2 separate regions of the Homo sapiens genome follow, and region 2 is linked to region 1. A link is a contact called in ENCODE Hi-C or POLR2A ChIA-PET data. All regions are on one chromosome and are shown on one strand. The core of a region is the stretch at or near the end of the contact, and the rest is flanking DNA. Distances in the headings are between cores, read along the strand shown. Region 1 holds the start of ACCS (1-aminocyclopropane-1-carboxylate synthase homolog (inactive)). Region 2 has its middle 39 kb from the start of ACCSL.

The links. A loop is a pair of places that touch in the nucleus more often than their neighbours do. ChIA-PET counts read pairs that join two places held with the same protein, here RNA polymerase II (POLR2A). Pooled maps may share reads with other maps.
Region 2: POLR2A ChIA-PET joins it to region 1 with 11 read pairs in HEK293. The contact joins the enhancer-like site here to the promoter of ACCS in region 1. A Hi-C loop is called at or near these places in 2 of 168 maps with a recorded cell type or tissue (Calu3 and GM23248) and 1 of 50 pooled maps. POLR2A ChIA-PET finds 5 or more read pairs at or near these places in 4 of 52 experiments (H1, HEK293, OCI-LY7 and 1 more).

The regions. Positions count from the first base shown.
Region 1 is chr11:44,061,659-44,067,693 of GRCh38, reverse strand. It overlaps ACCS (1-aminocyclopropane-1-carboxylate synthase homolog (inactive)), which reads right to left and starts at 1,424. Exons shown (of 15, transcript NM_032592.4): 1 at 993-1,424; 2 at 1-66. The coding sequence starts at 66. RefSeq lists enhancers at 1,255-1,444, 1,465-1,554, 1,655-1,784.
Region 2 is chr11:44,005,520-44,011,876 of GRCh38, reverse strand. It overlaps a transcript of ACCSL not described here. Among named protein-coding and RNA genes, the nearest start is that of ACCSL, 39 kb to the left of the region's middle. RefSeq lists enhancers at 4,113-4,612, 6,141-6,357. Within about 2 kb of position 4,881, at least 7 of the 41 ENCODE cell types and tissues checked have a DNase peak (open chromatin) inside an H3K27ac peak, as active enhancers do.

The sequences.
Region 1 (6,035 bases), core at 175-2,674:
CTGCATGCAGGTGGGGCCCAGACAGGTGGTGGGAGCCCTGAAGTCCTTTTGAGGAAGGGTGAACATCTGCAAAAAGACAAAACGCACAGGCCTGCTCAAGGGATTTCCATAGCACCAAGCATCAGAAAGGAGTTGGAGTCATGGGAGTCCCCTTTCTCTTATCTGCCCCTTCCTTTAGGTTTATGCACTCATCACTTCCTGTGTCCCTTAGCTGTAACCATATGTGCAACGACTTCAACAAGAAAAATCTGTTAAGGACCTAGTACGTGCCAGGGACTGCACTTGCCACATTGACGTGACTTTAATGTATTGCTGCTTTAGCGTGTTCTACTTCTGCAAAAGTTTTTCACTCTCCAGCCTAAGGGGTCATCAACATTCTTTTTCCACCCTTGCTCACCTCAATTACCAAATGCCAGGTTAAAATTTCCTGAGTTAAAGCAGAGTATTGCCTGGGAGTCCTGGGGGTCTTGTGGTGTAAAGGGTAGGATGAGATTATGTGGTGTTCTGAGGCAGATGGCGGGTAGGAACTGAGGGAAGGGAGGAATGGGAACCTCCACAAGTGCAGGCAACCCAGGCAGAGCTCCAGGGCCTGCCTCTTCAGTCCTGAAGAAACGAGGTGTGGACACCAAGGAGAGGGTGGTCTACTCCTGCCCGCGGGTGTGAACTCCTTCACTTCTCTAAGCCAGTTTAGTTTCCTCATCTGCACAGTGGATATAACAGTAACCACCTCGGGGTGGCCGTGAAGACATAAATATATATGTTAGTGACAATAAAGTACTTAGAACAAATCCTGGCTGATGACCAAAGTTCAATAAAATATGAGTCATTATAGCGTAACTCCTTGCCAATTTTCCCAGTCCTGATGCACAACACAAGCTCTGGTAACACTGGGCGCACCATAAACTCAGCGGGTACCCGCAGTTAAATTTTCCTCCGCAAAGTCTTCTCAGGGGTACTCTTTAAATTGGCTGGGCTCTCCCAAGAGCGCTCACCTCCAGCTCTCCCGACAGCCCAGGTCCGAGGAAGGGCAGCACAGTGGGCGGAAGCCGGGGTGGGAGTAAAGCCTGGGGTAGGGGGGCGGCGGGGTTCGAGCCTCCAGGCGTCCAGCAGGACGGCGGCGAATCCACAGCCAGATACCCGCACTCGATGAGGCCTTGGAATCCCGCAAGTGGGGCGGCTACCGCGCACGAAGAACCGAAACGGCCTTCTACAGGGCGGAGGACGTCTCGCGAGAGACGGCTCCAGGTTTCCAGGCAGAGGAAGTGTGATCGGCGCCAAGGGATTCGAGATGGAAGGGCAGAGGCTTTTGCAAAGTGCACAGAGGGAGGCCTGAACGGCTTCCTCCTCTGCAAAGTAGTGGATCCCACCTACTTGGCGGAGCTGGAGGAGGCGGTGCTGGCACTCGGTGGGCGCCCATCACGTGTAGGTTTTCTCCGCCCGGAAACGCCCTGCGGCGACTTACGCGTGGGTGAGGACAGCGCCCCCCTGCGCTCAGCGCGCCCGGACTAGGAGACTGAGGGCGGTCCGCACCGGGTTGGGCTTCCAGGCCTGTTCAGGGCGCAGTTCGTCCCCTTGCCACTCAGGCGGGGGCGGTCTCGGCGGGGACTACGCTTTAAGGGTGGCACACGAGGTAGCACCGCGGGACCAGGAAAAGGGAAAGGGGCGTAATGCCGTTTCCCACCTCCACTCTGGGTGGCCTGCGCGTGCTGGGCCGCCGCCGGGCCGGGTCTGCCACCTCCTTCTGCCTCCTGGCCTTGGTTCTCCAGTTTTCAAAGGAGGTTAGAGCCACAGAAATTTCTTGCCAAAGTATGCTTGGCTGCGGCCCACACAAAGGGCTTTTTAGATTCGGGTGTGAGCATCCTTATGGCCTTTCATCGCAGTTTGTCATTTCTGCCCCTTTCATTTGTAGGGGATTTTCTGTAGCCCTCATAGGTTCTTAGTTGGGGGAGACTCCTGTTACAAAAGACAAATTAACAAGAGAAAAACAGACAGAAATTTACTGACATGTGTATTTCATTTATACATGAGAAATCTGGAGGGAATGAGTCGTTCTGGAAGAGGTGACTTTGAATTCCAGTTTTTATAGCATCTTCAACAAAGAACAGTAATTTTTTTAAGTTACAAGACAAAGAAATAGGGCTTTGAGTCTCTCCAGGAGGCAACTTGTGAGAAGGCAAAAAAAAAAAAAAAAAAAAAAGACAAAGGCCAGTTAGTCAAGCTTGTTAATGTAAATTCCTCTGGTACCATCTCCAGGCCATAGGGGTCTAAAGTTGTCTTTGTTCTCCTAGGTAGACAGAGGGACAGGATACCTTTTGTCTTTGTAAACCTGTGTCCTACTTTTAGGCAAATAGGGCCAGGGTAGAGAGCTTTCCTGAATGTGCTGCTGCTTGTCTTTAGCACAATCCTTCATGTTTTGGGGAGGCATGTCCTGGTCTCCCACACGTGCCTGCAATATTTGTTGAACTCTGGCTAGGTGTGGCGGCCCACGCCTGTAATGCCAACACTTTGAGAGGACAAGGTGGGAGCATCCCTTGAACCCAGGAGTTTGAAACCAGCCTGGGCAACATAGAGAGACCGTGTCTCTACCAAAAAAAGGTTTTTATGTTTTTTTGTTTTTTTGAGACGGAGTCTCGCTCTGTCATCCAGGCTGGAGTGCAGTGGCACAATCTCTGCTCACTGCAACCTCCGCCTCCCGGGTTCAAGCAATTCTTTTGTCTCAGCCTCCCCAGTAGCTGGGACTACAGGCACGCACCACCACGCCTGGCTAATTTTTGTATTTTTAGTAGAGATGGAGTTTCACCATATTGTCCCGACTGGTCTTGAACTCCTGACCTCGTGATCTGCCCGCCTCGGCCTCCCAAGTGCTGGGATGGCAGGCGTGAGCCACTGCACTCAGCCAAAATGTTTTTGTAAATTAGCCAGACTTGATGACATGTGCCTGTGGTTTCAGCTACTTGGGAGGCTGAGGTGGGAGGATCACTTGAGCCCAGAAGGTAGAGGCTGCAGTGAATTTGATCGTGCCACTGCACTCCCACCTGGGTGTTTGCGAGACTCTATCTAAAAAAAAAAAAAAAAAAAAAAAAAAATTACATACACACACACACACACACACACACACACACACACACATATAATTTCAAAAGTATTTTTCAAACTCTGCCCTAAGCTCTACATATTCTGGCAATGGGTACAGTGGGCACCCAGGTCCCAGGTAGAGCTGCAGTCTCTGAGGTGCCTTGAATGGGAAAGTCTTCTTTCCCCATGAAAGGAAATAAGCAGAATCTCTCAATACAGGTATGGCTGGGAAGACATGGCTGTCTTCTGGCCATTCCACTTCTTGTCTTCACTTTTGCCTTGCACTAGCTAACACTGTGACCTTGAGCAACTCTCATGACTTTTTTGGCCCTTACTGTTTTCTTCTGTAAGATAAGGAAGCGATTATTTTCCTCTATTTAAATCTTAATTCTATGTAATTCACATCTCAGTGAATGCCTGTTATGTGCCAGGTCTCTGTAAAATGCGAGGATACGGTGATGAGCAAGACAAACCAAAGCCTGCATGATTGATTGGGAAGGCCGACTTACAATGTGGGGACTATTTTAAAAAGACTATTTACTGGGTACCATGGAAACATGCAGCAGGGGGATTTAACCCCACGAAACAACAAACACAGGCACTTGTCCTAAGTGGAAGACATACACACACGTTACATTAAATGTGAATTGACTAAAGATCAATTAAAAGATCATCAGACTGGATAAAACAGCAAGAATCAAGCATATGGTGTGTGCAGGAGACACACTTTAAATACAAAAACAAATGGTCAAAGGTAAAAATGTGAAAAAAAACAAGCAAATAATAATCATGAAAAAAGCTGATGTGTTCATATTGGTATCTGATAGTAGGCTTCAAGACAAAAATAATTAACAAAAATAAAATGGGGCATTTTAGAATAAAATGATTAATTTATCAGGGTGACAATCTTAAAAGTTTATGCTCGTAATAACAAAGCTTCAAAATACATGAAGCAGAAACTGACAGAACGAAAAAGAGAAAAGACAAGTTCATAATAATTGGAAAATTTTATACCACTCTCTCGGTGATAGAACAAATGGATCAAAAGACACTAAGGATCAGAACTTTTGGACATTATACAAAAATTTAATCTAATTGACATTTATAGAACACCATCCCCAATACCACAGAATATACTTCTTTTCAAGTGCAAATGAAACATTAAGATAGACCACATGTTGTAAACAAATCTGGCCATAAACTGTCTTAATAAGTTTCAAAGGATTGAAACCATAGAGTACATTCTCTAGTCACAATGAAATTAAAGTAGAAATCATTAACAAAGAAAGCTGAACAGTCCCCAAATATTTGGAAACTAAGTTACATATGCTAAGCAAACCATTGATTTAAAAAAAGAAATCACAAGGGAAATTAGAAAATATTTTGAATGATTAAAAACCAGCAGATCAAAGTTTATGGAATGTAGCTAAAATAATGCTAAGTGAGAAATGAATAGCTTGTAATGCATATATTTGAAACCAACTTAAAACAAATGATCTAAGCTTCCACATTAATAAGCTAGAAAAAAGAGCAAATTAAACCCAAAGTAAATAGAAAGAAATAAAGATAAGAGCAGAAATGAAGGCGAAACGAGAAAAATCAATGAAACTGAAAGTTGGTTCTTTGAAAAGTTCAATACAGTTGATAAACAGTTAGATTGACTGATCAAAAAAACTCATTTTGTTGCAGAATTTTGCTCCTTAGTTCAGCTAAAACCGGGTTCTTGTCACACCACCAGGAAGGATTAGGAACATGGACACATTGAAGGGTGAGGGGAACGGAATTTACTGGGCAAAAAGGAAAAAAGAAAAATACTGTCAGCAGAGCAAGAGGGGGTCCTGCTAACAGGCCTCCAAACTCACATTGAATCCCAGGCCACCACACAGAAATTGAAGAGGCCAGGCTCCTCCCCGCTGAGCATGGCCACAGCTTCCCTTGGCTCCATCTTGTTCTCCCAGTGCACAGATGGGTTGGAGATTCTCCGGAGACCCTCCCCGTAATCCCCCTCCTGCATGTATCAATTTCAGTATCAGGAAAGGAAAAGGAGATACAACTAAAGATCCTAAATGTATTAAAAGGATAACAGAATATTTATAACCAATTTTAAGTCAATAATTAAACTTAGATGAAATAGACAAACTTTATTGAAAGGCACAAATAACCAAATCTGATACAAGAAATAGAAAACTCGAACTGTCACAGAAATTGAATTTATAAGTAAAAGCCGTCCCACAAAAAAAAAAAAAGAAGAAAAAAAAAACCTCCAGGCCCTTATGGTTTTACAGCTGAATTCAACCAAATATTTAAAGGTTGAAGAAGTTTTTGGACACAAACTTCTAGAAAATTCAGGAAGGAACAGTTTCCCAAACATCTATGAAACCAGTATTAATCATGATACTGAAACTAACAATGCATTACAAAAAAAAAAATTATAGAATGATGTCCTTCTTGAATGTAAACTTCTTAAAATAGCAAACCAAACTCAATGGTATATAAAAGGACAATGCATCATGACCAAATGGGGTTTATTGCAGCAATGTGAAGTTGCTTTAACATTAAGAAATCAATGTAACTTACTACATTGATAATCAAGAGAAAAATCATATCTCTATAAATGCAGATGAAAAACATCTAACAACATTGAACCCTCATACATGGTAAAACTCCCAGCAAACTAGTAATAGAAGGACTCTTTATTAGATAAGGGACAGAATGAAAAATACAGTAACGTTATACTCAAGAGCAGAAGATTGCACTCAATGCTACTAAGACTGAGAACAAGGCAGGCTGTCCTCTCAACCACTTTTATTCAACGTTATACTAGAGGTTTTTTAAAAAGAGCTATATCGGTCAGGAGCGGTGGCTCAGCTTGTAATCCCAGCACTTTGGGAGGCCGAGGCAGGCGGATCACTTGAGGTCAGGCGTTTGAGACAAGCCTGGCCAACATGGTAAAACCCTGT
Region 2 (6,357 bases), core at 3,632-6,131, 59 kb after region 1:
ATTGAACAGAATCCTCTCTTCCTCTTTTTCCTCTCACCAGGGAATGTTCTTTTAACTTCTCAACCATACACACACACACACGCCCCCACACATACTCAAACACACACCCAGGGTTTATCAGGGTCTCCACCACCCATATGTGAGCTCTGAACAGACCAGTATGTTCTTTCAGATGGACAGTCTTGAAACACTTCAGCATTTTTTTGGTTGGGGAGGAGAAAAACTGACTGCATATGTGCAAAAATTACTGATCTCTTTTTGAGGTTTATAACACCTTTATTCATTTATTCATTCACTGAACAAATATTTATTGAGCACCTCTCACAGATCAGGATAGGGAGACCGAGTAAGTGTCAGAATAGGTCTAACTTATGTGGACGTGTTTACAAAGCATTGGCCAAAATATGTTTCAAACTCCTTCTTCCATGCTTTGTGCTAAGTGCAGGGGACAGAATGATCAGCAAAAACAGACGCAGTCCCTCCACTTAAGGACATTATAATGAAATGGGGAAGGCAACCATTACTTAAACAAGCTCACTAATAAATCCATAGCTAGGACCACGATGAGTGCTGGGGAGAAGTACTGGAGCCAGCCATGGGGGTTTCTGGCCTCACTGGCTGGGGGTTGGGAGGTGGAGGTCAGGGAGGATGTACCTGTTGAGCAGATGTCCAGGTGGGAAATGAAGGTAGCATGGACTGAACAGGTAGCAGGGGAGATGGGAGACATACACAGATCTGAGACACCCTTAGGAACTAAACTCCCAGTGGGGCGAGGAGAGACAGATGTACGCTCTTGGGTTTCTGGCTCATGGTGAAATCTTTTCCAAAGGCTGGAAATATTGGAAGCGCCCCAGGTTACAGGCTCTAAATGCAATGCAATATTTTAACTTATTTGGACTTTTATGTCCCAGCTTTTCCATCATGCAATTTGCCTAACTTGAGTCACCCTCACTGACTAAGTATAGGGGTAACTTACAAGATGTTTACAAATTCTTGCTAAAATAGAGTGCAAATTCCTCAATCCTAGCTCTCACATCAGCAAGACCCGACTCAGTTATACACACTTGTTGCTCCTGCTTCCATTTCTCAATTTTCTTTGCCATTTTCCAGACCAGACAACTTCTCAGGAGGCCCAGGAAAGGGTTTTGAGTTTGGAGAACGAAGTAAATCAGTTGCTTCTAGCTATCAGCACCAGACCATGTACAATTCCATTTCAGAGTTTTGACTACCTGGGATTGGAGACTTCAGGGCACTGCCAGTGGGAAAATGTGAACATAGCAAAACCACTTAGCAGAAAGAGCTCAAGAGAGAGGGGAGATTTTTTTCTTCCATGTTATCCACTTGGGCATGAGAGGGGTCAATTCAAGTTTTGCCAGTCATATAAGTCCCCTCTGAAAAACCTGCATTAACTTGGACCATATGCCCACTTTATTTCAGGGATATTTGTCCCTCTATCTCCAGCACCTAGAGTAATGCCTGTACATAGTAAGTGTTCAGTAAATATTTGTTGCCTATATGAAGGAGACGATTTTTTTTTGAGACAGAGTTTCGCTCTTGTCACCAGGCTGGAGTGCAATGGTGCGATCTCGGCTCACTGCAACCTCCGCCTCCCAGATTCAAGCAATTCTCCTGCCTCAGCCTCCCGAGTAGCTGGGATTACAGGCATGTGCCACCATGCCTGGCTAATTTTGTATTTTTAGTAGAGACGGGGTTTCTCCATGTTGGTCAGGCTGGTCTCAAACTCCTGACCTCAGGTGATCCCCCCACCTTGGCCTCCCAAAATGCTGGGATTACAGGCATGAGCCATTGCACACAGCTGAGAGGTGACGTTTTTATCTCTCATTTAGATGTCAGTCCTCTTAGCCTAGTTCTTCCAACACCAAGCAGTTGTTTTGAGCAGGCATCTCTGGTCTCACATTTACCATCATTAATAAGAGAGAAGACTTTATCCCCAGGAGAAGCAGAGTAAGAAGAGGACTGGGGCTTGGGATGGCAACTTGTCCATTCAGAGTAACAAGGAAGCCTTTTCTATGGGCAGCCAGAGTCCTTTGATTCCAAGATGCACAATTGGTTCTCATTCTATTTGATATTATTTTATTTATTTACTTACTTGAGACAGGGTCCTGCCCTGTCACCCAGGCTAGAGTGCAGTGGTGCGATCACGGCTCACTGCAGCTTCAACCTCCTGGGCTCAAGCGATCCTCCTGACTCAGCCTCCCAAGTAGCTGGGACCACAGGTGCACACCACCATGCCCAGCAAATTTTTTATTTTTAGTAGAGACAGGGTCTCACTATGTCGCCGAGGCTGGTCTCAAACTCCTGGGTTCAAGCCATCCTCCTATCTTGGCCTCTCAAAGTGTTGGGATTATGGGCGTGAGCCACTGCGCCCGGCCCTGAGCACTTTTTATATGCAGCTTTTTCTTCTCCCCAGTTTTGTTTCAGACTCTGTGCTCTCTGGCATTTCTCTTCCAACTCTGCTAATCCTTCTACAAATCCTAGGCTAGGCCCAAGGAACTGACCTGGCAACAGTAGAACCCTCCTGTGTGGGTAGAGAAGGGGAGAAACTGAGTCACAACAAATCCTTTTTAGCAGCTGGGAGAAGCAAAGGCCTGGGAACCCTGATACCGCAATCGCTCCTATCCTGTTCAATAATGGTAGCTTCCATTTATGGAGCACTAGGCATTGTATTAAATTTTGTTTGTTTGTTTTGAGACAGGGTCTCCCGCTGTCACCCAGGCTGGAATGCAGTGCCATGATCACAGCTCACTGCACCCTCGACCTCCCAGACTCAAGTGATTCTCCCACCTCAGCGTCCCGGGTAGCTGGGACCACATTTACATGCCACCATGCCTGGCTAATTTTTTGTATTTTCAGTAGAGACAGGGTCTCGCCATGTTGCCCAGGCTGGTCTCAAACTCCTGGCCTCAGATGATCTGCACACCTTGGCCTCCCAAAGTGCTGGGATCACAGGCTCTGACATTTACCAGTGATATGACCTTGGACCTCAGTTTTCTTATCTGTAAACAGGGTTTAATACAAACACCTACTTCTGAGAGTTGTCAGGAGATGACATTACCTGATGCAGGTGATGTGCTCAGGCAGTGCCTGGCCCTTGGTAGGTGTTCAGCACATGTCACTAGGTGCCTCAGATTGTTTAAAGTGGCAAATCTATGAGACAGGTGTTATCATCGCTGCAGTGAAGAGGAACCTGAGGCCCAAAGAGGCAAAATAACTTGCCCAGGTTGACACAGTTCATATATAGAAAGACTATGCTTCGCGGTCATACAGCCGGTCCCAAGCCATCTTCTTAACCACTATGCTTACTGTCTCTATCAATCCCCTTTTACAGATTAGGAAAATGAGATTTGGATGAGTCCTGTTCACAACGACAGAAGAAGGACAGCCCCTGTGGGGCAGACCAGGTCTCCTGACATTGCTTTTTGCCCTGAGAGCCCTGGGAGGTCCCGGAGAGATAAACTACCCAGTGAGCAGAGACTCCTGCAGTCCAGGCACCAGCCCCGGACCACGCTGCCCACAGCTGATATGTCACCTCTCTTAGCTTTCTGCAATTTGGTCGCATCCCAGGGAAAAACTGTCACATTTTTGCAGTGGTCAGGGCCTCCCCAGCCCCTGCATCACCACCACCACCAAAAGCCATCTCTGAGCATCTGCTTGTGGCCTGGGGCAAGAGGCAGCCTTAGAAGGTGAATCATCCTGGGGAATGAAAATTACTTCTGAGATGCCCTCTGGGCACTGAAGTATTGGCATGTCCAGGTTGATGGGGACAATGACACAGAAGCCTGGATATTGAACTGGAGAATCAGCTGCCACATCCCCACACCAGGCTAGACCAGTGTGCACACTGGAAGAGATGGACCCTGTCTAAAGCAAGAACCCTCTTCCTGCACTCCAGTGCCTGAGCCACCTTGAGGGAGAGCTGCACCCTGTGTGCTGTTTTAGGAGTCGAGACGGGTCTCACTGCACCATCCAAACCACCCCCAACACTGTCTTATAACCAAAGGGATAAAAGTGAGCATGTACAGAGCACCTACTGTGTGCCAGCCCTGAGCTTGGTCATTTCATCCTTCCGTTGTCTCATGTAATCTACACCACAAACCAGCAAGGGCATACATAATCATCCTTATTTTCCAGAGGAGGAGCCTCCCTGAGGCGCTCTGGGGCTCAGAGAAGTTGAGTGCCCAGCCCAAGGTCACACATATAGAGCCTGAGAGGCAGAGGAAAGGTTCAAGTGCTGCCTTTCCTGCTATACTTAGGTGCCTTTGCTTGGACTGACCCAAGGCCTTGTCTCTATGAGACAACAGGGATGTGGTTTGAGGAGCGAGCATCATCCTGGGACAGAGAAGAGGGCTTAGGTGGTTCATCACTGCACAGTGGCCTAGAGGTCTGTTTCTATGGGGGCTCTTGGAGTCCCCCAGCTTTTGCACAGATGCTTCCCAGAAGCAATGGCTTCGGATTCCACATCCAAGTGGGGCCTCTGAACAATCTCGGGCCTTGGGGCTTCTTTCTCGCCCAGGCTCTGGAATGTCTGGCTGGGAAGGGGGCCCGAAGCTGGGGGGCACTTCTGTCTCAAACTGATTTCAAATAAAATTCAGTCCCCAGAGAGTCATCCATCTGAGACAGAAGGAGCCTGTGACATTCCCGGGGCCTCCCTGGGCAGATCTGGCAAAAACCAGAGCAGGCCTGAGGCAGTCTGCCCTGCAGCTCCCTGGCCCTAGGGCCTGCCAGGTGGTACAGACTCTGGCCTTGTATGGGCAAAATTGTCCCGCCAAGCCTAACTTTGGAGTCAGCTTTATCTCTATTTTTGGCCCCCGGGGGTAGTGTTGGTCTCTCCTCTGAGCTCTCATTGGCTCAAACGTCAGCTAGGCCTACGAGGATTCTTGACGCTCGTCTAGGGTCAAGGGCCAGTGGGGAGAGGTTAGCTTGAATGTCCAACCGCGGGGAGGAGAACATCGCTAAAAATAATAACAACAATATCAACAACTAGCTATTACTTCCTGCCAGGCATCATGCTGAAAGCTTTCCACAGATTGTCCCTTTAAGATCTTAAAGAGGTCTGGGTGTGGTAGCTAATGCCTGTATTCCCAGCACTTTGAGAGGCCAAGGCAGGCAGATCACTTGAGGTCAGGAGTTCGAGACCAGCCGGGCCAACATGATGAAACCCCATCTCTACAAAAATACAAAAATTAGCCAGATGTGATGGTGCGTGTCTCTAATCCCAGCTACTCAGGAGGCTGAGGCAGGAGAATCATTTGAACCCAGGAGATGGAGGCTGCAGTAAGCCGAGATTGCACCACTGCACTCCAGCCTGGGTAACAGAGCGAGACTCTGCCTCAAAAAAAAAAAAAAAAAAAAAAAATCTCAAAGAGGTGAGTAGCATCATTATTCCCCCTTAAGCATCTTCCAGAAGTTGGGTACCTTACCCAAAGTCACGCAGTCAGCAAGGAGCTGCAAAGCCATGCACACTGGCTCTCAGCCACTCAAATGAGCTGCATCCAGCTAGCACCCAGAGCTGGAAGGGGCCTCAGTCTACATCCAAGCCAGCTCCTCCATCCCACAAGGAAGCCTGAACCACCTGGGTCCCACTTTGGTGGCAGGTCCAGGCCCAGATCACCCAGACTCCAAGGCCAGAGCTTTGCCCTCCCACCTAGCACCCTGCCCCTAAGGGTCTAGCCAGGCCCTGGCTGCCAGAGGAGGGTCCACACAGTCACCCCTCCTGGGACTGGCCCAGTTCTTTCAGACTGGTCCAGTTCTGGGATCCAGGAGAAGTAGTCTCTACAGAGTAAGGCTGGAACCCTGGAGGTCGCTGGGGTGGCATGGTGGTGGGAGTCTTGAGCCTAGGCCACAGAAAAGATGGGGTGGGGAACACACCCTGCAAACTTGGGCCCTCCCCTGCACTTTGGCCTTTGGGCAGATTCCTTGCATTGCGGATCTTTGGAGTTTACACCTGGGTCCAAATCCAGCTTCTGCCACTTAGCAGCTATTTGACCCTGGAGACAAAATCCTACATGCCTGTAAGCCTTGGTTTCTTCATCTGTAAAGTGGGGATAACAGGTCCGCCATCTCCTCTAGTTGTTGAGAGAGTTAGATGTAGTGTGATAGTGTAATTACCTGCACAGCTTTACCTGGGGGTAGAGGGCGGGGGAGGAGGTTCTGGGAACATGAAACTTTCAGTAGTAAAATCTGGGCACGTCCGGGGAAGCCAGAATGAGTTGGTGTTCCTGTGAGACCTAATATGCAAAGCACGGAGCACAGTGCCTGGCAGAAAACACACCCAATGCCCCAAACCCGCTGTGCATTCAAAATTCACAGCCCACTCCTCAGCTGCACTCCCTCCCT